2 separate regions of the Homo sapiens genome follow, and region 1 is linked to region 2. A link is an interaction called in ENCODE POLR2A ChIA-PET data of the cell type or tissue named here. Cell type or tissue: GM12878. All regions are shown on one strand. Links, peaks and the distances in the headings refer to the core of each region. The heading gives the core; the rest is flanking DNA.

Region 1 (12,125 bases), core at 3,657-8,656, 97 kb before region 2:
CCCAGTTCCCAAGCAGCCTTGCCATGCTCTGAGCTGGGGTTCTTCCTGGTGGCGTGATGTCTGTGGTGCAGGATTCACTCTATTCTCCTACCTTTCCTCTACTTCAGGCCCTGCCAAGTGTCATGTGAGGTCTCTTTTCCCCCTCTTCCCTGCACTGTATCTTTCCAGATGGTTCTGTGTCCTGGAGGGAGGTGGATGGGCAGAGAAGAGTTGTTCTTTGCAGGGACTGCAGCTTTTCTTGGTAATGGTTTGAGGCCCAGTGGCAAAGCAACCCACACTTCATAGTAACTTAGAACCCACACTCCCTGGTCATCTTTCTTGACTCCTTGCACATCACTGAGGAAGAAGCTGGCCTAGTGCAGAAATGTTCAGTGGCATGTCCAAGGTCTTACATGGTGTCAGCATCCGAGCCACATCTTGAGACCTGGTTCCCTGGGACCTGCTCTTGGTCTGGGCCCCTTTGGTTTTTGGTTGCTAGAAGACTGTAGACCTGGTGGAGCAAAACTGAGCTCCACTAACGCATCAGCTAGGATCTTTCCACATGGGTTACCTTGTAAATGGGGGCATTGGTGAAGAGAAGGGGCCATGTCACTGGACAGTGTAATAACGTATGGCAGTTATAGAACCCAAATCAGATTGCTGTGTACCTTTTCTAGTTTTTAGGAAAATACTGGTATTTTGTATTTTAAGATATATATATATATATATATATACACACATACACAGATATAGATATGTAGAGATGAGCTTGTTACCATGGGTTATGTGCTAGATAAGAAAGCAAAAATAAGTGCATACATAAATAGAAAGCTTCCAGTGTTTGTATGCTGCTAACAAGTTACATGACCTTGAATAGGTCAGCTAAACTTTCCAGGCCTCATTGCACAGAGGGTCGGCTCGAGCAGCTCCTGAGCACCGGCAGGGTGAGGCAGTAGAAGGCGGTGCTGCAGGCCAGAGGTGGAGGGCAGGCAGGATAGCTTGCTGACTTGCTCCGGGTCTGACCATCAGCAGTATCTGGGTCAGCACAGATGCCCTTTCGTAAGCTTAGTGCCTGGCTCCAGGGCAGCCTGTGTCCAGTTAATGAATAATCATCACTGACCAGCTGCTCCTTCTCTTGTGTGAAGACTTAGAAAGTGTTCTATGCTGGTGACTCGGCAGAGAGGATAGACTACGTAATTTAGCAGGGTGTGCATCTTCTCTTTCCTTAAAATCAGAAGAATCATAGTGTAGTGGTGGTGCAAAGTAGAGATGAGGAACTCTATTCCCTGTTTGAGATTCCTTTCTCAAGTTATGGGGCATTTGAGGGCCACTGTGATTTCTGGTGCAGGCTGTTCCCTGTGCACAGGGATCTGGTTGAGGAGCTAAGCGAAGGCTGAAGTCCAGCCACTGTCTCCTTGCTTGGCTTTGTCTTTGTGTGTGGCTGGGTTCTTTCAAAGGAGTGCCTTCTAATTCACCAAAGGTATGGTTATGGATTAGGGGTTGTTCTTAGGTTAGAGTTGGGGACTGATTCACAGAGCTGATGAGGAAATTAGGATTTACATTCAGGTGACCCTCAGCCCCTCAGACCAGGCTGAGTAAGAAGAGATATCAGGAATCCAAGGAAGCAGGAGGAAAAGGGGTTGCCTGGTGATGTCTGTTCTCTTTCCTCCTCTTCCTGCCCATGCAAGGCTAGAGCAGCTGTTTCAGCCCCGGAGGTTTAGACTGTGGGGTCCTGTGTGCTGGGCCATCAGGTTTGGTGGGAGGAGGAAGAAAGCCACAGTAGAAGGAGACATAAAGTTGGGCTGGGCCTCTGGCAGTGAAAGGTTCTTGGGGTCTTTATTGTCTGATCAGTAAACACCTCTGTGTGCCAGAATGAGCTGGGACAAGGCCCCAAGGTCAGCCCATATTTGTATCTGGTGTTCTCCTCCAAGACCAGCCAAGCTGTGCGCTCATTCTGCTGGGAACCTGAGCCCTCCAAAAGGGTCATATGAAAGGGCATCTTATTCTTGAGGGACGTTTCCAAGCATCTCTGTGGCCAGTGTCCATCCAGGACTCATCTTAGAGGTGAAGAGTGGTGGCCAGAGGCGGAAGCTAGTGGCCACCCGATGGGAGCCTTTTCTGTTTCAGAGCATATGAGGGAGCTGAGGGAGCTGTACTGTTGATGCCTTCTCTCTGGCTCATCTCCATGAAGATTCTTTTGAACCAGAAGCAAAGGTGAAGTCTCTCTGAGGGGAGGGGCTGAACAGGAGATCTACTGACTGTCCCCCTGCCGACTCCTCCACTTTCGTCCTCCGGCGGGGCTCCTTATCCTCCTGCTTGTCTACAGGGAGAAGATCGAGTTGTTCGTTTGCTGCCATTTTAATGATCCACATTGTTAGGAGGCTCTCAGTACACACCGGACCTTAGCAGCCTGGCCTCCTGCCCAGGGCCCAGAACTGTTACTCAGCCCCTCTGCCGAACAGCTAAAAATAAACCTGCCACTGCTGCAGTCTCCCCTCACAGCCAGGCCCTGTTAGCTGTCCCAGTGCTTCCTGCCACACCGCTGACCTGTTTCTCTCACTTTCTGCTGATATTCTCCCTGCTTGCCCCTTTCTCTTCCAGCCTGAGCTTGGTAGGTGATTTGGGGCTAACTCACTCTTCTGAGTGCTGGGAGACGTGCTATGGTTTTTATGTCTCCAGGTGTCTAGATTTGTGTGTATGAAAGCTCCGTGAAGCTGTCCTGCTTATTTCCCAGTAGGGAAAGGGTTAGACAAAAAGGAGAGTGACCAAGCTCATCAGAGTGGATCAGACCTTCTACTGTGCTCGCCTCCAGCCCTGGCTTCCTCCAGTTTTACCTCCAAGCAGGCCTCTTTGCCAGAGTTACCTGGTTATGGTAACAGAGTTACCATAGTTATATGCTAGGACAGCCCCACATGGGCAGTCTGCCCCAGGCCTTCAACCCGACTGCCCTGTCACCGAGCATGCTACCTACCGTGTACTCCTGCCCTGTTGCTACGTTATATTCTCCACCTCCGCAGTGTGAGGCTTTGGGCTACCACATTCAAAAGTGTGACCTCATCTTGTCAGCGTCCAAGAATAACTGGGCCCTGGCTCTCAGGATCTCCTTCCTGAGTCAGGCCATGGCACCTCTGGCCCTTCCAGCTCAGCCACATGCAGAATGTCACCGAGTGCATGGGTTTCTTCTACCTCTTGACTGCAGTATTGATGTGTGTCCATGGAGGTGTGGCCTCTTCCTCTACTCCCCAGGGATCCTGGAGACTTGTGGAGCAAGATGAGGAAAGGGGCTCAGGTAGCTAGAATATTTGCTTAGCTGATAGATACTGGGCAGAGTCTGACATTGGCATTCTGTTCTTCAGCGTGGCGTTAGTATTCTTTCTGATTTTTTCTAATCCCTAGACAGGTGTTGATACTAATCGTGGCCTAGGAGGGCTCTATGTCTGCTTTCAGGAATTATGGTTTATTTGGGGGAAGGGGTGTATGGTGGAGAGTGATGGCAATGACAACCAAGACATAGGACTTGAGGAACCCACTGCCTTCAGCTAGAGTTACATACTCTGACCATGTGTCGATGGCCTCCTTCTCCCACCTCTCCCCTGGGGCCACATTTCCTCTGCAAGGAAAGATTTATCTGCCAAGGCCCATTGGCCTGTGCAGAGGAAGAGTTGGGCATAGTTGCTAAGTGTTTATTTTTAACTCTGACAGAAGGAGCCCCTGTCCTCAGAATAGCCATACCCTCTGTCTTTCCCTATCCCGACTGCCTTCCTTGGCTTCTGTGATTCCTAGAAGAAGGTTAGTAGGATTCTAAAGGCCAGGCTTCACGGGAGCTGGAGAAGGCTAGCTTCTCTAAGTGAGGAATCTGCAGGTTGCTCGTCATGCTTGGCTTCTGCAGAGCTCAAAGGGTCCTGCGGGGAGAGCCCTGGACACTAAAGGCCGTGTGTCTGGAACTTGGAGAATTCTAGGAATGCAGGTGACCTGATGAGGAGGCTGCATGTGCCCTGCAGCTCAGAGCAGCCTGGCTGCACAGCTGAGTTGGACAGCCCAGCAAGGGGTCATCCCATACCTTCTACATCCTTACAGGCACCCAGATCTCTGGCAGATGGGGAGGCCACAGGGAGAAAATGAGCATATGTAGTAACCTGCCCTGGAAACACTTGCGCTTGCAGACACGCCAAGTGCTGTCATTCCCTCTGACTGCCAGGCTCACGAGCATCATGTCCTTTCCAGCAGAGCCCACCTGCGACTCTTAGTGACTTCATACCCTTTGTGTTCTCTTCCCCTGATGTGCTTTAGTGACCTGTGCTCACAGAGAGGAGGAGGAAGGGTGGCAGTGCCCCCTCTCCTGGGTCTCAGACTTTCCTGACTTTATGCATTTGATTTGGCTACCTGGGCTCGGATACTTTAAAAGAAAATAAAATTAGGTTTGAGGTGTAACCAGAGAGAGAAGGAATAGAGAGTAGTAGGGGGTGGGATGGGTGGTTGAAACATGTGGCTAACTCTGAGAACCCTCAGCTATGGAAGGAAGGTCTTGCCCCCATGATTCTTCGGCGTGCAGTGGGGGATTAGTTTGCCCAGAGCCCAGCTCTGATCATGTAGCTTCCCAGCTTAAGCCCTTCAGTGGGTCTCTCTGCCTGCAGAATACATGAGATATCCACATCTTTCCCAGATCTGGCCCTGATCTGTTTTTTTTTTTTTTTTTGGAACACATGCTTTTTTTTTCTCCCCAGCTTAAGTGGCTTATATATGTTGTTTCTTTAACAGAACTGTGCTTTCCACCCCCACACCTTAGCATCTATCCATCTGCATCTTCTCTGTACCATGCCTGTCCCCCGTCCTGTCTATATCTACCTTTTCCACCCTGCACAGATGCTGCTTTTCCAGAGCCTTTCGCACCAAAAGTGGGTCTTCCCATCCTTCCCCATCAAACTTGCTGATACACTCTTACCTTTTATTTCTCTGTTTAAGTGCATTTCTCCATGTGCAAGGCATCTCTCTCTCTCTCTCTTTTTTTTTTTAACAGGAAGGTAATTTATTAACGGAAAATATTTGAGGAGTCCTGTGCACAGTGACCATGGCAACCCCCCTTCCTGCGGGTGCTGTCAGAGGGGTTGGGAGTGACGTCCTCAATCTGTCCGATCTTCATACCTGAGCGGGCAAGGGCCCTGAGGGCCACCTGGGCCCCAGGTCCAGGGGTCTTGGTTCTACTTCCTCCTATGGCTCGGAGTTCGATGTGTAGGGCAGTGATACCCAGCTCTGGGCCACATCCCGGGCAGCCAACATAGCAGCATGTGGTGAGGATTCATCTCACCTGCCTTCACCTTCATCCTACCAGTCACACGGCAGATGATTTCTTTGCCAGAAAGATCAGTGACATGGACAAAAGTGTCATTGAAGGATGCAAAGATATGGCAGACACCAAATACATTCTCTCCTTCAGCCACCTGAGGTCTGAGGCTGATGACCTGTTCTTCCTTCTTTTCCTTCCCCTTTCAAGGTGCCATTTCTGCATGTTGTTTCCAGACTCCGCACAGGAACGCAAGGCACCTCTTTAGATATCGGATTGGACTGTAAATCCCCTGAAAACCTACATCTTCATTATTTTTGTGTCCTCTTATTTTCATGTAGTGACCGTATGTCCTCATTAAAAAACTCAGGCCAGGCATGGTGGCTCACGCCTGTAATCTCAGTGCTTTGGAAGGACAAGTGGGAGGATCTTTTGAACTCAGGAGTTTGATATCAGCCTGGGCAACATAACAAGACCCCATCTCTACAAAAAATTAAAAAGGTTAGCCAGCTGTGGTGGCACATACCCATAGTTTCAGCTACTCAGGAGGCTGAGGTGGGAGGATCACTTGAGCCCAGGAAGTCACGGTTACAGTGAGCTATGATCATGTCAGTGCACTCCAGCCTGGGTGACAGAGCGAGACCCCGTCTCTGAAAAAAGAATCCTAGAGTATTTTGGCACTGTGCATTATATGCATTATACTTAGCTGCTGAATAAAGGTGTGATAACTGAGTAATAGTGGATGCCACCGATATTAAATGTGATGTACTAGAGGTAATCCTCAGAGTCAGGGACTGTGGCAGCCCTGGGAGTGGGATAGTACTGGGCTGTGCTCTCTGAGACTGAGCTGGGGTAGAGTGATGATCTCTCACATTGTCTGTTCTCATTCTTCTGCTGCTGAAAAGCTGCTCTTAGTCTTCTGAGCATTTCTTCCCTCTACCCACTTGGATCTGCTGACTCAAGCAGGCACCTTCTATTTCTGCTTACAGAGTTCTCATTCTTACAAGGACCCTGACCACAGTTTCTCATTGATGCCTCTCCTCCTTCTCCCTGTTCCAAGGCCCCTCCTATTCCTGTTCAGTCATGGAGATGACCCTTTTGCCCTTTGGAGAACTTTAACTGAGGGAGGGACAGATGTGGAGCTTGCCAACTTTCCTACAGCTCCTGGCATTTTCTAGTTAGCTACAGACACGGCACAGACACACAGATGCAGTCCATTGTTTTCTATCTGCTGGTCCTGCTCCTGTGTGTTGCAAGAGGGACGAGTGTTAAACACTGTATTAGTCCATTTTGTGTTGCACTAAAGGAGTATCTGAGACTGGGTAATTTATAGAGAAAAGAGGTTTATTGCTCACAGTTCTGCAGGCTGTACAAGGATCATGGCACCAGCATCTGCTTCTGGTGAGGACCTCAGGAAGCTTTTGCTCATGGGGGAAGTTGAAGGGGGAGCAGGCATGTCACATGTCGAGAAGAGGGAGCATGGGGGTGGGGGAGGCCCTCGACTCTTTTTAACAACCAGATCTTCTATGAACTCAGAGCGAGAACTCACTGCCACAAGGAGGGCACCAAGCCATTCATGAGGGATCTGCCCCCAAGACCCAAACATCTCCCACCGGGCCCCACCTCCAACACTGGGGATCATACTTCAACATGAGATTTGGAGGGGCCAAATATCCAAACTATATCAAGTACCCAGTTGCTGGGACTGAGGTCAAAGGTTTGAACCTCATGGGGCTGCTTAACTCCATGCCACAACAGATTTACACAAGAAAGAGAACCTGACACTAGACTGGAATCTGGGAGACCTGGCTACTAACTCTACCTGTGTGGCCCCAAGCAAGTCCTAGGACCTGTCTGGGCCTCACTCAGTTTCCTCATTGTAAATCAACAGGACTAGACTTGACCTTGAAGGACTCCTGCACCGAAAGCCTTTCATCACTGTTGTTGCATCCGCACTGCTGGGAAAATAACCTGATGCTGGGAAACAAGTGGTCGGCCTGGGTCCCAGGGAGCCTCGGGGACTAAGAGCCATCATCTCTGTCCTCAGTTTCTGCAGGACAGTGTTACTTCACCTTTTTCCTGGCTGCAGTGTTTTTATTCATTCAGCCAATGTTTATAAATGTTTATTGTTCTCCATGCCTGCCTCCTGTCTTCCCTGCTGACTGGCCATCAGGAGGCCCAGATGGCAGGATTAGCTTGGAATGGCAGAACAGTCAAGGGTCATCCTCTTGGGTTTAGACCCCTTTAATACCTCTGCTATATGAGATGAGAAGAATTTAGAACATTGATCCTTCCAGCAGCTTAGACTAGACCCCTGCCTTTCTAAGCAGGATTTGCCTGTGGGTACCTTCTATACCCTTGAGATCCAAAGCAACTTACTACTCAAGAAAATTAATTAGCAATGCCAAGAGTGACTTGTACAGCTCCCCTAAGGATAGCTCAAAACAGCAGATAGACTTTGATACAATATAACAAATTTCTATTATTCAGATCACTGTAGGAAACTTAGCAACTCTGTGAAGGTTTCCCAGATTAATAACAAGTCTTTATTGAGCAGATACTATGTATCAGGCATTGTGTTAGGTGTTTTACTTACATTCTTGTTAATCCTTAAAATAACCCTTTTACTGCAAAGTGAAAGTCCCCATTTTACAGAAGAAACATGTTCATGTACAGAATAATTCCTTAGCAATTATTTATTGAGCACCTACTAAGTGCTAAGCATTATCTTGGGCTCTGGATATACATCAGTATATAAAACAGACAAAAAAGCTATTTGGGGGGTGGGAAGGGGGACCAGGTAGAGGAATAGCAAGTGCAAAGGCAAAAGCCTGAGGCTTATTAATAAGTGTGTCTAACTCTAAAACCTAGGCTCCCTCCAGCTCACAGTATTGCCTCTCTAATGGTCCTTTGTGACTCCATTATAATTGGGTACTTAGATGACCTAGCAATTTTAAGTTTATCCAATATTTATGGGATACTTATTTTGTGCAAATTGCTACGATGAGATGAATAAGTTGTAGGCCCTGCCTTTGGAAACATACAGTTTAGAGGAACGAACACCCGTGTGTATAAAAATGAATGAAAGAGGACTTCCTCTCAAAATCCAGATCTTACCATTTCTTGCATTTTTGTCATTTGACCCTTGTAGGCCAGATGGTGTGGTTCCTCGTTTTGTATCTGAAGGAAGAGTTTCAGGGAGTGGGTGGGGGTAAGTGTCTGGGCACCAGGGTGGCCAATAAAGGATGCAGAGACACATGATGGGCTCTTCAAGGTGGGAGGAAGTAGAGGGTGGGATCACTGCCTGGCATGGGCAGAGGATACTTCATGGACATATACCTGTGACACAGCCAGGGGAGGGTGCAGATGAAAATACGTCCAGTGGGATGGTTTCTAAGGAGAAGTGTGAGGGACTCCACTGGGGCTCCGTATTTTGTCTGGCTGAGGAGGGAGAGATGCTGCCTCTCCAGGAATCTGGTAATAGGCAATGCTTGAGATTGGTGTGAACCAACGCATCACATAGAGCCAGGAGAAGTCACGAAGGAGGCAAGAAAAAGAAATGGCTGGGCTAAAGCTGTGGCAGAGCCCTTTTTATCCTCCTTTGGGCCCTCATATGGCTTCTCTTTTGGTCTGAAGAATCTCATCCTTCTTGAGTTTAGCCTTCTAGGTGAAGGAGTGGGCAGACTGCATGCAGGGAGACAGGGAGGCCGTGTTTGTGTCCTTCAGCTCAGGAGCTGAGAGAACAGAGGTCAGGGCTTGGGATGGAGCTGACCGTTAGTGCAGATGGGAAAGTGAAGCAATGGGTCGGGTCTGTTTGTTCCTGAGCATGTCCTGTGACAAAGGAAGTTGCAACATGTCTGTCTGTCTTTCTCTCTCTTTTTCTTTTCTCCTTTCTTTTCGTTTCTTTCTCTCTCTCTCTCTTCTTTTTTTCTCTTTCTTTCTTCTTCTTACTTTTTTTTTTTTTTTTTTTAAATAAAGAAAGAAGCAGGTAAAACCATCTTCCAGAAAATGCCAGAAAGAATATCTGGTCTGTGATGGGTGGTTCTTGCCCCTCCCGCTGCAATGCTTTTCCTGTGTAGTTTTTCTTTTGTCCTTCCTTTCCCATCCACACTTTCCACTCTCCTTTCCTCTGAGAGGTTGTGTCTCTGCAGCAGGCCAGCTATGTCTCCAAAGGGAAGTAGTCAGTGCTTGGACTGAGGGAACCTTGAGAGAGAATCCTCTCCTTTGTCCTCCAGGTGAGAGAGCTGTTGCATCCACTCACACCTGGAAGGTTGCTGGTCTCCTCTCGCTGGACACTGAGAGCTGTTTAAATTTGACAGGTGGTTCCTGATTCCCACCTGGCATTTTTTGCTGCTGCACAGGTCTGTGTTGTGTCTTAGAAGGCTGAGGGAATACTTACTTCTCAACTCAGATAACCACCTTGTTGGTAGGTTCAGTGTGTGTCTGTGTCAAGGCAGATGCTGGGAAAAAAGGGCCCAGAATGTGAGTGGGAGGTAGAAATCAAGGCTAGAAGACCACACATGTTAATCTGGAGTACTTGGTCAGGTTTGATTTTGGCCTGTGTGCTATAGCTGGGCAAGAAGCCAGTTGTGTTTGGAAATGTACAGATGATCTATTTTCCTGATGAAACCTTTTGAGGTCTGGAATAAACATAGCTTGCTTTCTCTCTTTCCCTCTTTTGAGATTCAATTTCTCTCCCTTGGACTTCTATACCCTAGTAGAGCCAAAAGTTCCAGTACAAACCAGTTTTGAGACTCCAGCATTAGTCAACTAAGGGATGTTGTAGGTCATCCCTGAGAACGAGGGCTGCTTGCTCTGGGGAAGCTGGGAAATGGCACCAGGTGTCAGGCCCTACTGCCCAGGATGGGATGACAGCTGCTGGTGTTAATTACGTTTCTGGGCAGAACAGGGTAAAGTCCTTGGGGGTGAGAGTTTTTGTTTAGGCACTGTGTTCCCTGTACCTGTTGCCTCTGGTACAGCTGCTGCAGAGCCCCTCCTTGCCTGCAGTCTTCTTTGAATTTAATCTCCCTGTGATCCAGTGCATCTCTTCAGACTGGAGGTGAGCCCAGAGGAGTGGTGGAGGGAGTGGGGCCAGAATTTACTTGTTTGCCTGGATCCCACTGAGAATACAGAAGCTCTCTTTCACGAGAAGCTGTGCTGGCCTCTGTGGTACCCACTGGCCATATGTGACTATTAAAATTGAAATTAAGTGTTAATAACATTTAAAATTCAGTTCCTCAGTAGTGCCAGCCACATTTTAAGTGCTCAGTGGTTAGCTAGTGGCCACGGTTTTATGTGGCACAGATAGAGAACATTTTATCATCACAGAATAGTCTCTTAGACAATGCAAGATTCTGAGATAATTTTTCTAATCCTGGTAGACACTTAGCTGGAAGGGGATTTGAGGAAGGGTACAGGGAGAGGTTTTGAAGCCCAGGTGAGAGGGCAAGTAGAAGGTATTCATTTAGAAAAGGATCTTAAAAAGTATTTAGTTTGTAGGGCCAGGTGCAGTGGCTCATACCTATAATCCCAGCAGTTCATGAGGCTGAGGCAGGCAAATTGCTTGAGCCCAGGAGTTCGAGACCAGCCTGAGCAACATGGGGAAACACTGTCTCTACAAAAAATACAAAAATTAGCCTGGCGTGGTGGCGTACACACATGGTTCGATCTACTCAGGAGGCTGAGGTGGGAGGATCACTTGAGCCTGGGAGGCCAAGGCTGCAGAGAGCCGTTATTGCACTGCACTCCAACCTGGGCAACAGAATGAGACCCTGTCTCTAAAAAAAAAAAAAAAAAAAAAAAAAGAGGAGTTCACCTTGTTGAGGACTACATCCTAAGAGATGGTCACCTGGCCCAGTGGCTCCCAAACCAGGATGATTGTTAGACTCACTTGTGGGTAGCATTTCAAGATACAGATTCCTGGGCACCACTCTTTGTGTCTAGTTGAATCCAAGACTCTTCAGAGGAGGTAACCTGGAATGTGCATTTTTAATGTGCTCCCCAAGTGATAATTATCTGGGTTTGGCAACCACCAACCTATCATACCTGTGCTTAAATTCTTCCAATGGTAAGGAGCTTATCCCTTTTCAAGAAAACCTTACCATTAAGGAAAAATTCGCTGTTGTTAAAGTTCTATGTTTTTCGAATCTTGAGATTTGGTTCTTTGAGGTCATGAAATCCTTTGGTGCTCATTGCATCTTTAGAGCCTCGCAGAACCGTCATCTTCATCCTTGCACTCAGTCTTCAGCAGATATTTGAGGGCAGCTGTGGTGTGGTCCCTGCCACTCCAAGTCATGGCATGCGTCAGAGTGCTTGATCTGCCAAGGGCTCTAGGGAGATGCAGAGATGCAACATCATTCCAGGATCCTTCCAATTGTCAGGCCTTGCTGAGAGCCAGAGGAAAGGTCTGAATCTCAGTGGAGCCCTACAGGGACAGCCCAAGGGCCATCCAGCCGGTGAGGGCCATGTGTGTGTCTGCCTCTCTGCATCCTGCTCCGTAGGGAAGAGTCCCTGCTTCTTTGCATGTTAGCACTTGTTAACACCGACCTGGTTTTCTTCAGAGACATTGAGAGATTCAGCCATCCATTCCCGGTAATGACAGATGTCATTTCTGTTTAGAGACCTTCAGTAGCCTCCCTTCACTTCCAGTGTAAAATTCAAACTCCTGAACGTGGCATTCAAGCAAGCTGGTTTGTCCTGCCTTCCACACTTTGCCTTCCAGGAGAGCACTCCTTCCCGCTCTGCCTTGCATTTATCTGCTTCCACATCTTCTCTTGGATCTTACATTTGCTTATCTTCAGTTTTTTCTGGTAGAACTGTATTTATCCTTCAAGGCTCATAATAGATTTTACCCCCTTACTCCCCT
Region 2 (12,125 bases), core at 4,266-9,265:
TTTCCAAACCACCAAGCCAGGTTCACTTTTCAAAGCACTCATTTTATCAGCAAAACTCCACTCTCACAAAGCCCAGGGCTTTCAGAACACAGCCCAACCTAGCTTGACATTTGCACTCCCAAATGCCTTCACAGCTTTCCTTCCCACAGGTTCTCTCCACAAGATCTCTGACCAAAACACGGGGGCTCTCACTATTGTCAGAATATGCCCTGTGCTCTCCCACGTCCTTACTTCCACTCATGGCTTCACTGGCCTGCAATGACCACCCTTCCTTTTCACCAACAGAATTCTTTCAATTCAGCACTGCCTCTTCCATGAGCCTTCCTTTAACAACCTGACTCCACTGAGATTTCATTTTTAAAAAAATCCTCCAGTGCTTATGACCATCCTTGGCAGTACTTTGTGTACCCTGCCTTAGAGTTGTGAGATGTCTTTGCCTGCATGGATGCATGTGTGCACATATGCATATGTGTGGGTGTATTGTGTGTATTTCATCCCTGTGGACTGGACACATGTTTTATATATGCCAGAGATAGAGAGGAGATGCAGTCTAGCTTGGTGTGAATATTTTGCTCATTTTGACTAAGGCACAGGTTTACGATTCTCAAATGGTAAAGACCTAGGTCCGGGAAAAGGAGGCCTGGGTTTCGGTCTTTCTTCTGTGTGACTGTGGAGATGTCTTCCACCTTCAATGAGTCTTGATTTCTGTCTCTGTGAAATGGAGAGACTCCTCAGTTCTTTCTCCTGCTTTACAGAGGATCAAAGAGATTTGTCAATAGGTTGAAATACTTTAAAGCCATAAAATAGCTAAATACATGAAAGAGCCCCTCTGTGGTCTTGTCTTTGACTCAAGAAGGGAGGCTCTGGTGGCTTTTCTCAGAACCAGCAGTAGGACTAGGATCCAGGAGTTTCTCCTCTCCAGCCATGCCACATACCACCAAGCTACACAATCTTTTCCTGGGCTGCGTTATCCTTTCCACTGCACCATGTGGTGCAGCCCCATCAGGTCTCGCTTTCCTTTCCACCAGCCACATTCATAGCCATGGGAATCCGTGTTTTTCAGCAAGCTTCCTTCTAAAATCCCCCTCTGCCCAGAGTTCCTGGGGACCCTGTGGACCTTCCTTCCTTGTGACATGGTTGGGGAAACACACTGGTCTGCAGACCTCTTATTCATCTTCACGATCCCGGAGGTGGCTTGAGCAATCTTATCTGTTGTGTGAGTGTGCTCACATGTGTGTGCGTGTGTGACTCTTTGCAGCTGTTCTATGACTAACTGATGCCAGCTATCTGATACTGTATACTGTGTGCCCACCATATGCTATAGACTAAGACATGTCCTGACCCAAGCCCTAGACCCCAAGCAAGGCCAATGGCAAACTACTACCTGTCTTAGTTGGTTTCCCCTATTGCTCTTTGATGTCTTACTATATACAAGACACTTCATATTGTTTCATTTTAAGTTTTACAACAATCTAAAGATTTGATCCAATCATTGAATCTATTTTATAGTAGCGCAAAATAAGGCTCAAGTCTCCTGATAATCAGTTCATTCCTTTACCCATATCTCCATGCAGAGACAAATAATGTGACGCTAATAATTAACTTTTTTTTTTTATCTCAAGAGCTTTAGAGGTACAAGTGATTTTTGGTTACATGGATGAACTGTACAGTGGTGAAATCTAGGATTTTAGTGCGCCTCATCCAGGCCTCTGACACCTCATCCCCTTCCCTCATTGCCCCTCACTGCCCCAGGACCAGATTAGTTGAGGCAGAAGCAGTTGGAGGTGCTAGAAAAGCATTAGGGTTTTCACCATCTCCAGAATCTGCTTAGCACATGTCTCAACCTAAGGCAGTGCAGGCAGGATGGAGGCAAGAGCCTTGATTCCATAGCGGTTTCTCTTAGCACAGATTCCAGAAAGTTGAGGATGACATGATAGATGACCCTTGATATCTTTCTTCATTCCTTTTTGCTAAGTTATTCTCTGTTGTGTGGTGCCTGTGTGTGTAAGGCATTTCTAGGCAGAGGAGCTTTCCTGGGTCTGGTCAGTTTTACCATCTCATCTGCTGATCAAGATATAAAAGATGGACAGTGTCTGTTGTTTCCACCAATAATCAGATACCAGTCAGAATGCTAGAGTGACCTTTTCCTTTTCCGCCTTGGAAAGAAAGAGATTGTTTCAAGGAACAGCTGTAGGGTTAGATAGAGAGGACTGACTGGAAAGTGATTTGATGATCTGAAGTCCTGGCATTCCATGAAGGTTGCTCTGGGCTTATAGTACAGTACGAGAGATCTTTGTTGAACTGAAGAAGATGCTCTGACCATTAGGGTCATTAGACACTATGGAACCTTCTCACTGAAGTTCCCTTTTTGGAAACTACTAAACATTGTACCCAACAGGTAATTTTAAATCCCTTATCCCCTGCCCTTCTGAGGATCCAGTGACCATTATACCACCCCTTATGCCTTTGTGAATCCATAGCTTAGCTCCCACTTGTAAGTGAGAACATGGGTGTTTGGTTTTTGATTCCTGAGTTATATCACCTAGAATAATGGCCTCCAGTTCCATCCAAGTTGCTGCAAAGGACATTATTTTATACTTTTTTATGGCTGAGTGGTACTCCATGGTGTATATATGCCATATTTTCTTTTTTTATGTTTCAGTAGTTTTTTTCGACTTTTAAGCTCGGGATGCATGTGCAGGTTTGTTACATAGGTAACCTTGTGTCATGGGGGTTTGTTGTCTTACTAATAACTAATGGGTATTAAGCCTAGTACCCATTAATTATTTTTCCTGATCCTTTCCCTCCTCCCACCCTCCAATAGGCCCAGTGTATGTTGTTCCCCTCTATGTGTCCATGTGTTCTCATCAATGAGCTCCGACTTACAAGTGAGAACATGTGGCATTTGGTTTTCTGTTCCTGTGTTAGTTTGCTAAGGATAATGGCCTTCAGCTCCTTTCATGTCCCTGCAAAGGATATGATCTCATTCTTTTTTCACTAATTTGTTGGTGGACACTTAGGTTAGTTCCATATCTTTCCAATTGTGAATTGTGCTGCAGTAAACATATATGTGCAGTTAGTTGTCTTTTTGATATATATAGTGACTTCTTTTCCTTTAAGTAGATACCCAGTAGTGGGATTGCAGGATTGAGTGGTAAATGTGCTTTTAGTTTTTTGAAAAATCTCCATACTCTTTTCCATAAAGGTTGTACTAATATACATTCCTACCAGCAGTGTATAAGCGTTCCCTTTTCACCACTTCCACACCGGCATCTATTGTTTCTTGACTTTTTAATAATGGCCTTTCTGGCTGGGGTAAGGTGGTATCTCATTGTGGTTCTTCCAATAATTTTTAAAAGGCTGAAAAATGTCATCAGGGCACGGTCCTCTCATTGTGCCATCCTCTCAGTATCCCAGAAAAAAAACTGAGCCCCATGGCACGTTCTGTTTCTGTCTCTGATTGTGGCCTGCTTATGGTCATTCCTTCCCCGTCTACTGCAGGGGAAGGAAAATACCCAGCACCTCCCAGGTAGAAAAAGAGGGAAAAAATGTAAAATGTAAAAACCCAAGCTCGGCAACTATAGAAGATAAACAACGTTGAGTCTCAGTATGGTTCATCGGCAGAATTTTCCCCAGAGCCAACGGCCTGTGTCAGAGCTATATTTTCCACTCCGGCTACTGTGATTTGGTTGTGGCACTCTTGGTTTCTTTCATTTTGGTGGAGACAGACTCTGACGCAAGTTTAAGGCTCTGGCAGGTGTCTGGGGGTTTACGAACTTGTCCGGGCCTCTGACACCTCATCCCCTTCCCCCATTGCCCCCCACTGCCCAGGACCAGATTAGCGGAGGCAGAAGCAGTTAGAGGTGCTGGAAAGTTGTTAGGGTTTTCACCATCTCCAGAATCTGCTTAGCACATGCCTCAACCTAAGGCAGTGCAGGCAGGACGCAGGCAAGAGCCTCAATTCCATAGGGGTTTCTTTTAGCACAGATTCCAGAAAGTTGAGGATGACATGATAGATGACCTTTGATATCTTTCTTCATTCTTTTTTGCTAAGTTATTCTCTGTTGTGTGGTGCCTGTGTGTGTAAGGCATTTCTAGGCAGAGGGGCTTTCCCACATCTGGTCAGTTTTACCACCTCATTTGCTGATCAAGATACGAAGATGGACCGTGTATGTTGTATCCACCAATAAACAGATACCAGTCAGAATGCCAGAGTGAACTTTTCCTTTTCCTTCTTGGTAAGAAAGAGATTGTTTCAAGGGACAACTGTAGAGTTAGACAGAGAGGACTAATTGGAAAGTCATTTGTTCATTATCAGGATGGAGCTGGGCAAATTCCCAGCAGCTCTGCTGCTGGGTATGACCAGGAGGTCCTTAGGTTTTTTTTTTTTTTTTTTTAGATGGAGTTTCGGTCTTGTTGACCAGGCTGGAGTACAATGGCATGATCTTGGCTCACTGCAACCTCCACCTCCTGGGTTCAAGCGGTTCTTCTGCCTCAGCCTCCTGAGAAGCTGGGATCACAGGCGCCGGCCATCATGCCCAGCTAATTTTTGTATTTTTAGTAGAGATGGGGTTTCACCATGTTGGCCAGGCTGGTCTCGAACTCCTGGCCTCAAGTGATCTGCCCGCCTTGGCCTCCCAAAGTGCTGGGATTACAGGCATGAGCCACCATGCCCAGTCCCTATGTTTTGACTTTGGCTGTCTGCACACTGTGCTCAGTCCCAAAGCTTCCTGTGCCCCATGCCCAGCCCCAGTGGCCTCTCACTAGCGTTTTGGCTTTCAAAGCCTCAGTGTGGTTTCCTTCACCAAAACTTCACCCTCATCAGAGGCTCCTTTCTCCTCCCCCTGTAAAAGCCCCGTTTTCTTAAAGGTAACTGGCCAACTGAACACTTTTAAAAATAGGTTGTAACTGCACCTCTCACCATCCCAGAAAAAGACTTGTAGTTTTCACTGGTAATATCCCAGACAGGGTGTCTAAGTAAATTGGAATGTTCCTGGTCCTGTGCATGTGTGTGTGTGTGTGCATTTAACTGTGGGTGGGGAGGCCCTGGGTCTTCCCAGGCTGGTTGGATTTATCATCTCTTCTGCCTTTCCCAACATTTAAGATGGGCAGTGCCACTCACGGGCAGATGCCCACTTCTCTGGAATTGCCCCATCCTGGTAATATTTGTGGCTTCTGAAGGCTGAGTCTGAGATGCCTTCTCTTGGTTCCAAGATTCTGAGAAAGCCTGGGGAACAGCATAAAAATTCCACCCTGGAAATAGTATACAAGCAAACCAACTGCCCACCCACTTCCTGAGTGAACATTGCTGAGTGTTCCTGAGTCAGGGGCAGACCTAAATTCCTTAACCATCTTTTTCTTCCCTTTCCCAACCTGGCACGGCCTCATACCCCTCTGCCCCTCCATTAAAGGCTGTATTTATGAGCAGTGATGGATGCTCCCTGACAGGGCCACCCTAGAAAAAATTGTGTAATGACAAAAACATGATGCTCTGATTGACCCTTTGTGGTTTAGTACATTCACAATCCCCCCACCCCGCCTTTTTTTTTCTGAGATGGAGTCTTGCTCTGTCGCACATGCTGGGGTGGAATTGCATGATCTTGGCTCACTGCAAACTCCGCTTCCTGGGTTCAAGTGATTCTCCTGCCTCAGCCTCCCGAGTAGCTGGGATTAGAGGTGCATGCCACCACGCCCAGCTAATTTTTGTATTTTTAGTAGAGACAGGGTTTCACCATGTTGGCCAGGATGGTCTCGATCTCCTGACCTCATGATCCACCCGCCTCAGCCTCCTAAAGTGCTGGGATTACGGAAGTGAGCCACTATGCCTGGCTAGATGTATGTACCTCTCTTAAGCCCATCTTATAGGTGAGGAATCTGAGTTCAGAGAGGTAATGTGCCCAATCCAAGCCTACACAGCTGATAAGTGTCAGAACCAGGATTGAATCCTGGGCAGTGTGGCTGCAGAGGCCACACTCTGCTGTCCCTTAACAGAGCTATGGGGAACTAATTGGCATATAATTAGCTGAAATGAAGTACTTCGTGGTGCCTGGCACAAAGGTACCACAATAAATATTAGTTCCCTTGCCCCAAGAATGGTTTGCATTTTAATGACTGTGGAATGAAGGGCTTTCAGGATCCATTAGAGTTAGAAGGATTTGCATCTGAGTGCATGAATGCGCTTGTGGGACACCCACGCAAGCCACTGACAATCCTCAGGGTTGGTCAGCCCCATCCTCAGAGGTTTATACCTGGAGCTAAATCCCGACGGGGACTTCTGCCGATGACTTTTATAGCTTCTGACATTTCAGTCTCTTCATCTCAGGGAGCTGGTTCTCTGAGGACTTTGGGGGTAACAGTTTTAAAAATAATGTAAGGCAGCTGGTGATGGCTGCTTTAGGGGCAGCACGTGAGCTGGGCCCCAGGAGGGGAAAGCCATGAATCAGGGGTCATGTAGCAAGACAGGGCTTTCCTACGGGCTGGATTTGGTCAGCATGGGCCCCTGGTTCCCTTGAGGGATTCCCCGACTGTGCGGCCTGGCAGTCGTGCTCTGATCGAATGCCTCCGATTCCCCCAGCCGGCCTGACTCACCCTGCATCGCTCAGACCTCTGTCAAGGTGCTGCTCGGAGAGTCAAAGAGGCTGCAGCAGGCAATCCCCTTGCCCACTGCAAGGCTGGTTGGGAGGCTGAACAAAATGGCACATCCTCTCAAGTCCAGAAAGGTTGGGCCTTCCTTTCACCCTCCATTTTATGCCTGGAACCTCAAACAACAGAAAAAAACACGAGGCAGAAAAAAATAATTATAATAATTATTAATGCTTTCTGAACCTCTAACGCCACTCGATTAGTCACAGTCATAGTTCGAGTGCTTGTTATGATAACACCTCGGTGGCTTCCTTAACTGTTGGTAGTGATTAATGGCATCATCTGGTCGAAGGGCTAGGGAGGAGTGTGCCTGTTGACAAGAAAGAGGGGCTGAGTAGCAGGGGAAGGAGAGTGGGGACAGGGAGGTGTGGGTGGAAGCCTGGGCTAAGGCTAGCGTTACAGCACCTGAGTCAAGAGGGCAGATCCCTAAGTTAGAGACCACCACTTAATGTTCCAAAGACATCTAGGGACTCCTGGGTCATGGCTCTTCAGGTGGTGGATGGGCAATGTTCTCTAGTACCTTGGACACCATGGCCAGGCCAATCTCATTTCATCACCATCACCTTCAAGTTATTCCCCAGTTTGGTCATTGGGAGAGACTTCTCATTGGCCACCAGAACAACTCTAAATTCATATGAACCTTTCAGTTTCCCCACCTGCAACTTGGAAATAAAGATACTGCTGCTCTTATTGGGAGGATAAAATGAAATAACAGATGGAAAGTTCCTGGCACGGCATACAGTAGGCACTCAATGCGTGGTGGTTTATTTCACTCTATTTCTGTCTACGGTCCGTCACATCTTACACTTCATTGTCTGTCACCTGTTCCATGACTCCTGCCCTGCCTCCCACACATTCACTGATTCCCATGACCCCGTGTCCCTCCTTTGTGAAGCCTCTTCCCACTGTTCCAGCTCACGTCGACACCCCCTCTCTGAGCTCTTATACTATGGTTGGCCCCGGGTCCTCCTGTTGGGTCCTCCCTACTTGTAGCATGGGTGTAAGTTTCATCTTCTCACGTAGATTTTAGCTTCTCAAGTTCAGGAACTGGGCTCATTGCTTCTTTTGATTCTCATGCCTGACAAGTCACAAGGTGAGCAATAGGTTCTTTAGAAGAGACCTGCGAGGTGGGTAGGGGTGGGTGTGTGGCAATGGAAAGTTACCCAAAGTAATGGGGAAACCATCTGGGGCACTTCTGTTTGGGGATTTCCCTGGACCACATTTTGTGACCTGTACCAAGCCCGGTGCTTTGTCAAGCTGGAATCCTGCTATGCTCCCCACTTTCCATACCTATTTCTGCCCATGGCACTCATGTGAATTGGCAAAAGTGCTGTGGGATGGAAAATATTGGAATCTCAGGGAAAAGGGTCAGTGAGTGCATCCTTCAGGGCAGGATGTGGGGTCCCAAAACTGCTTTGTGCCTGGCAGATCACCCAAACACTTCCTCCATTTCCCCATGCCAGCTAAAGCAACCTTGGCTGTTATGCTCTGGCCCAGGTGTCTTTCAGGGCCTTTCATTCTCCACACAAAAAGCTTAGGCATAGGGGCCAGTCTAGATCCAGACACAAGGGCCAGCTGGAGAATTGGGAAGTACAGTAACACCTGGCCACCAAGGCTGGTACAGTTCAGCCTGACAACAGTCTGAGGGCAGTAGTCTGTTGTGAAAGGGGACAGATATGTCACCTTGAAGCTGCAGCACTTTTCTAGACCAAGCCCACCTTCTTGAACATTTCAGTCTCTTTGCATCCAGCTGGGTGTATTCTGTCATATACACAAGTTGCCTTTGGCTCTGAGGCTGCTTTATAAGAACTAGTCCTGGATGGTGTTTGGTCAGGGATGAGGTTTGAGTTTGCTCAGCCCAAGCAGGTATGCTTAAATTACTCTCAGATTGGATGCCTCAAGAGCCTGGCCTACTCCTCTCCTACTGACCATCTGTTTTCTACTCAACCCAAGCCAACTCACCATTTGACTCCTTCCCACACCTTTAGGATTGTGAACTGTAGAATGCTGGAGTTGGAAGGAGCTGTAGAGACTAGCTAGTCTACCTTCTTCCTCATTCTATGGATGGGCAGACAGACCCAAGACTTGGGGCGATTTGCTATGAGCTTCTTACAGCCTCTGCATACTACACATGGATAACTGTTTACCTTCCTGCTCCTGGATCAGAGCCTGCCCTCAAGTTATCCCCCATAGCCCACTCTTGTTCCATCAGTTGTGTCTGAATCAAAGACTCCCTTCTTTTTATTCCTTCTATTAACAGCCTTAAAACTCACCTTCCCCAAGAAGAAGCCTTCTTTGATTAATTCAGTTCATTTTTGTATGAGGATTTTCCAGAGAAACAGAACCAATATAAATATATATATGTGTGTGTGTGTGTGTGTGTGTGTGTGTGTGTATGATTTATTATAAGGTATAAGGTATGGCTCACATGATTATGGAGGCTGAGAAGCCCCATGATCACCTGTCTGCAGCTGGAGACCCAGGAAAGCCGATGGTATAGTTCGAAGGCCAGTTGGAGAGTCCCATGGTCTAGATTCTAGTTCAGGTCTGAAGGCCTAAGAACCAGAAGCTCCCAGGCAGGAGAAGATGGATGTTTCAGTCCAAGCAGTCAGGCAGAAAAGGGGAATTCTCCTTTCCCCTACTTTTTTGTTCTACTGTTACGCTTTGTAGATCAGACCATGCCCACTTACACTGGCAGGGGCAATCTGCTTCACTCGGTCCACAACTTCAAATGCTAATCTCTTCCAGAAACATTCTCACAGGCACACCCAGAAATCATGCTTAACCAGACATCTGGAAATCCTGTGATTCAGTCAGGTTGACCATAAATTAGCCATCACAATCCTCCATTCTTTACGAGGCTGGTGGCTTGTACTATGTTAATTTTCACTTACCATTGTTTTTCCCCCATGAGTTCCTGTAGGATTACAGCCATACACCAAGTAATGGTGTCTGTCAATAATGGACCACATATATGATGGTGGTCTCATAAGATTATGATGCTGTATTTTACTATACCTTTTCTATGTTTAGATATGTTTAGATACACAAATAACCTACCATCATGTTACAATTGTCTGCAATATTCAGTACAGCATCATGCTGTACAGGTTTGTAGCCTAGGAGCAATAGGCCTTACTGTATGGCCTATCTTATTGTGTAAATACACTCTATGATGTTTGCACAATGACAAAACCTCCTAATAAGGCATCTCCCAGAACATATCCCCACCGTTAAGTGACACATGACTGTATTTTAATGTGTTCTATATCACCTTCATTAGTCTGGCAGCTTCCTCCACCATTCTGGGAGGCCCAGACAGTAATGGCTGTCTTGTGATCTTTGTCTGGATTCTCACCCTTTGTCCAGCCCAGGACTACAGACTCAGGGATGTTCACAGCCCAGTAAATGGGAAGTATTGCTCGAAAACCGGATCACAAAGCCTCCTTGTGCTGAGGCTGGGGTAAGACTTGGAGGAAGAAGAACCTTCCCTGACTCCTTCGCTGGGGTCAGCCTCTAAGGGTCAGGGCTCACTCCCTGCAGTGTAGAGACTTTGCTGCGGGACAGGATGTGAACATCCTTGGCTTTTGCATGGTCAAGTTAAGTCACTTGTCCGGGGTCATAGTGACACAATCATTGCCAAACCTGTTCATTTCACCAGGGCCCCATGGGATTTTGCCAAGTCAGTCCTCCTTTGTACTTTCTTGCTCAACTGGTGTAGAATTCTCAGGCAGGAAGGGAATTCATGGCGGAGGGTGGGGTGAGGTGGAGGTCATGTCGTACATCCTCCTAAGCAGACACATGGACGTCAGAGGCACCAGAGGGTTTCCACATTGACCTGCAGTCACCCATTTACACATCCCCCACCTCCGAGAGTTCAGGTATTCTTGCAAATGTCTCCATTTCTGCTACTGTAGCTTATCCTGAGCCCTTTACTGTTTTTCCTGGAAAACAAGAAAATGTTTGGGAATTTGTATATTGGGAATGGGCAGGTGTCTACATTCATTTGCTTTAAAAAATTATTTGAAACATTGCCCTTTAAATGGAAAAATCATTTTCCTGATCTTTTTTCTCAAGGACATTTCCTGCTGCCTCCTCCAGACCTACTCTTATCACTCACAAACCCTAGAGGTTCCGTGGCCAAAGGAGGACAGCAGCTGGCCATTTCAGACTATGTCCCCACAGGGATCAGGACTCCCTGGGACATGATGGGAGTCTGGAGAAGGTGTCGTGGTTGGCAGGAAGTGCCACATTCAGGGATATTGACTTCTGGCTCTTTCTCCACGTGACTATGAGATGAAGCAATTTCTGAAGAGGGTTAAGATAAAAACCTTAGATGTCATCCAACCTAATCCCTGATTTTACAGGCAGAAGAAGTGGATTTCAGAGCTAGCTAGTGGCAGAGCCGTGACTCACAGGCCACAGACCTCCTGACAGGCAGTCCTTTCTCAGAGAGCCCAGCACCTTCTGTGTTTGGTTGTGTTGAGGTGGAGTTGAAGGAGGAAGCATGGCACACCTGCTGTAGGTCATGGGGACAGATGACATTCCCCAGACCTCTTGCTGCCTAGTTCCTCTTTTAATTTTTTTTGAGATGGGGTCTCACTATATTGCCCAGGCTGGAGTGCAATGGCTCTTCATTCATAGGTGCGATCATAGTGCACTGCAGCTGCCTAGTTCACATTCTTCACCTGGCCCGTTGTTCCATCCAGTCTTGACCTCGCTAGCCTGCAGGGGGCGTGTGCAAGCCCACACTACAGCCCAGGCATCCCCTCTGCAAGGGAAGTGGTGCTGTTGTGGACCTGCAGTCCTTGGGGGGCTTCAATTTGTATAGAAATGACAAGGACAGAGCAAAGGAAAGTGGGATTTAATTTTAAGCGCCCACCTTCCCACCCCCAAGTCAATTTCCTGTGACGCTAATAAAAGCTTCAGGATCTCTTACTTTCATTAGTCCTTTCCACAGCCAAAGTAATTATATACACATTTTTTTTTCTTAAAAGACAGTTCTCCCTCCCATTATATATGCCTCTGGGCCCCATAAAATCTGGCCACCCTCTTCCCCGACCCGATTTACCAAATGTCAGAGTCCCACAGCGCACCGAGAAACACCACTGTCCTCCTGGAGCTCTCCCACACAATACAGGCCTTGACTGAGGGTGTGATTCGGTTCAGAGTAGCTGGGTTGAATTTTTGTAAAGAGGTTGCCGTGTGTGCACTTTTGCCGACCTCAAAGCCACCAGAAGGAGGGAGCTGAGTGTACCTTTTTGTAATGATGACTCTCTATGATTTTCTCCATAGAGCGGTGCTTGCACACACTGACAGGAGTCCAAGAATGTGCACTGAGGGAGCGTTTCCGCACAGATCTGCGTGTTCCTTACCACTCACACATGTGCACACACATATCCATGTGTGTGTGCCAGTGCTTTGGGGCTCTGTTCCACGGGGTAAGTAATTTCTGCTATAGGGACCCTGGATGTGGAGCCATT

The links. Peaks named below come from ENCODE experiments on the same cell type or tissue, not always from the same donor. Only the 100,000 strongest peaks of a DNase experiment are listed, where the experiment ranks them.
Region 1: POLR2A ChIA-PET joins it to region 2 with 5 read pairs; 3 of 35 experiments call an interaction of 5 or more read pairs at or near these places.

Annotation. Positions count from the first base shown.
Region 1 is chr1:206,690,793-206,702,917 of GRCh38, forward strand. All of the region lies in intron 1 of MAPKAPK2 (MAPK activated protein kinase 2), which reads left to right. It also overlaps the pseudogene RPS14P1. Among named protein-coding and RNA genes, the nearest start is that of MAPKAPK2, 12 kb to the left of the region's middle. In GM12878, for the core only: no CTCF peak of the experiment used is centred there; no DNase peak of the experiment used is centred there.
Region 2 is chr1:206,786,924-206,799,048 of GRCh38, forward strand. It overlaps IL19 (interleukin 19), which reads left to right. Exons shown (of 7, transcript NM_153758.5): 2 at 11,938-12,083. Among named protein-coding and RNA genes, the nearest start is that of IL10, 20 kb to the left of the region's middle. RefSeq lists enhancers at 4,175-4,274, 4,458-4,577, 7,601-7,700, 7,731-7,870 and cis regulatory regions at 6,260-6,760, 6,263-6,763. In GM12878, for the core only: no CTCF peak of the experiment used is centred there; a DNase peak (open chromatin) is centred at 6,497; H3K4me3 peaks cover 298 bases; H3K27ac peaks cover 2,688 bases.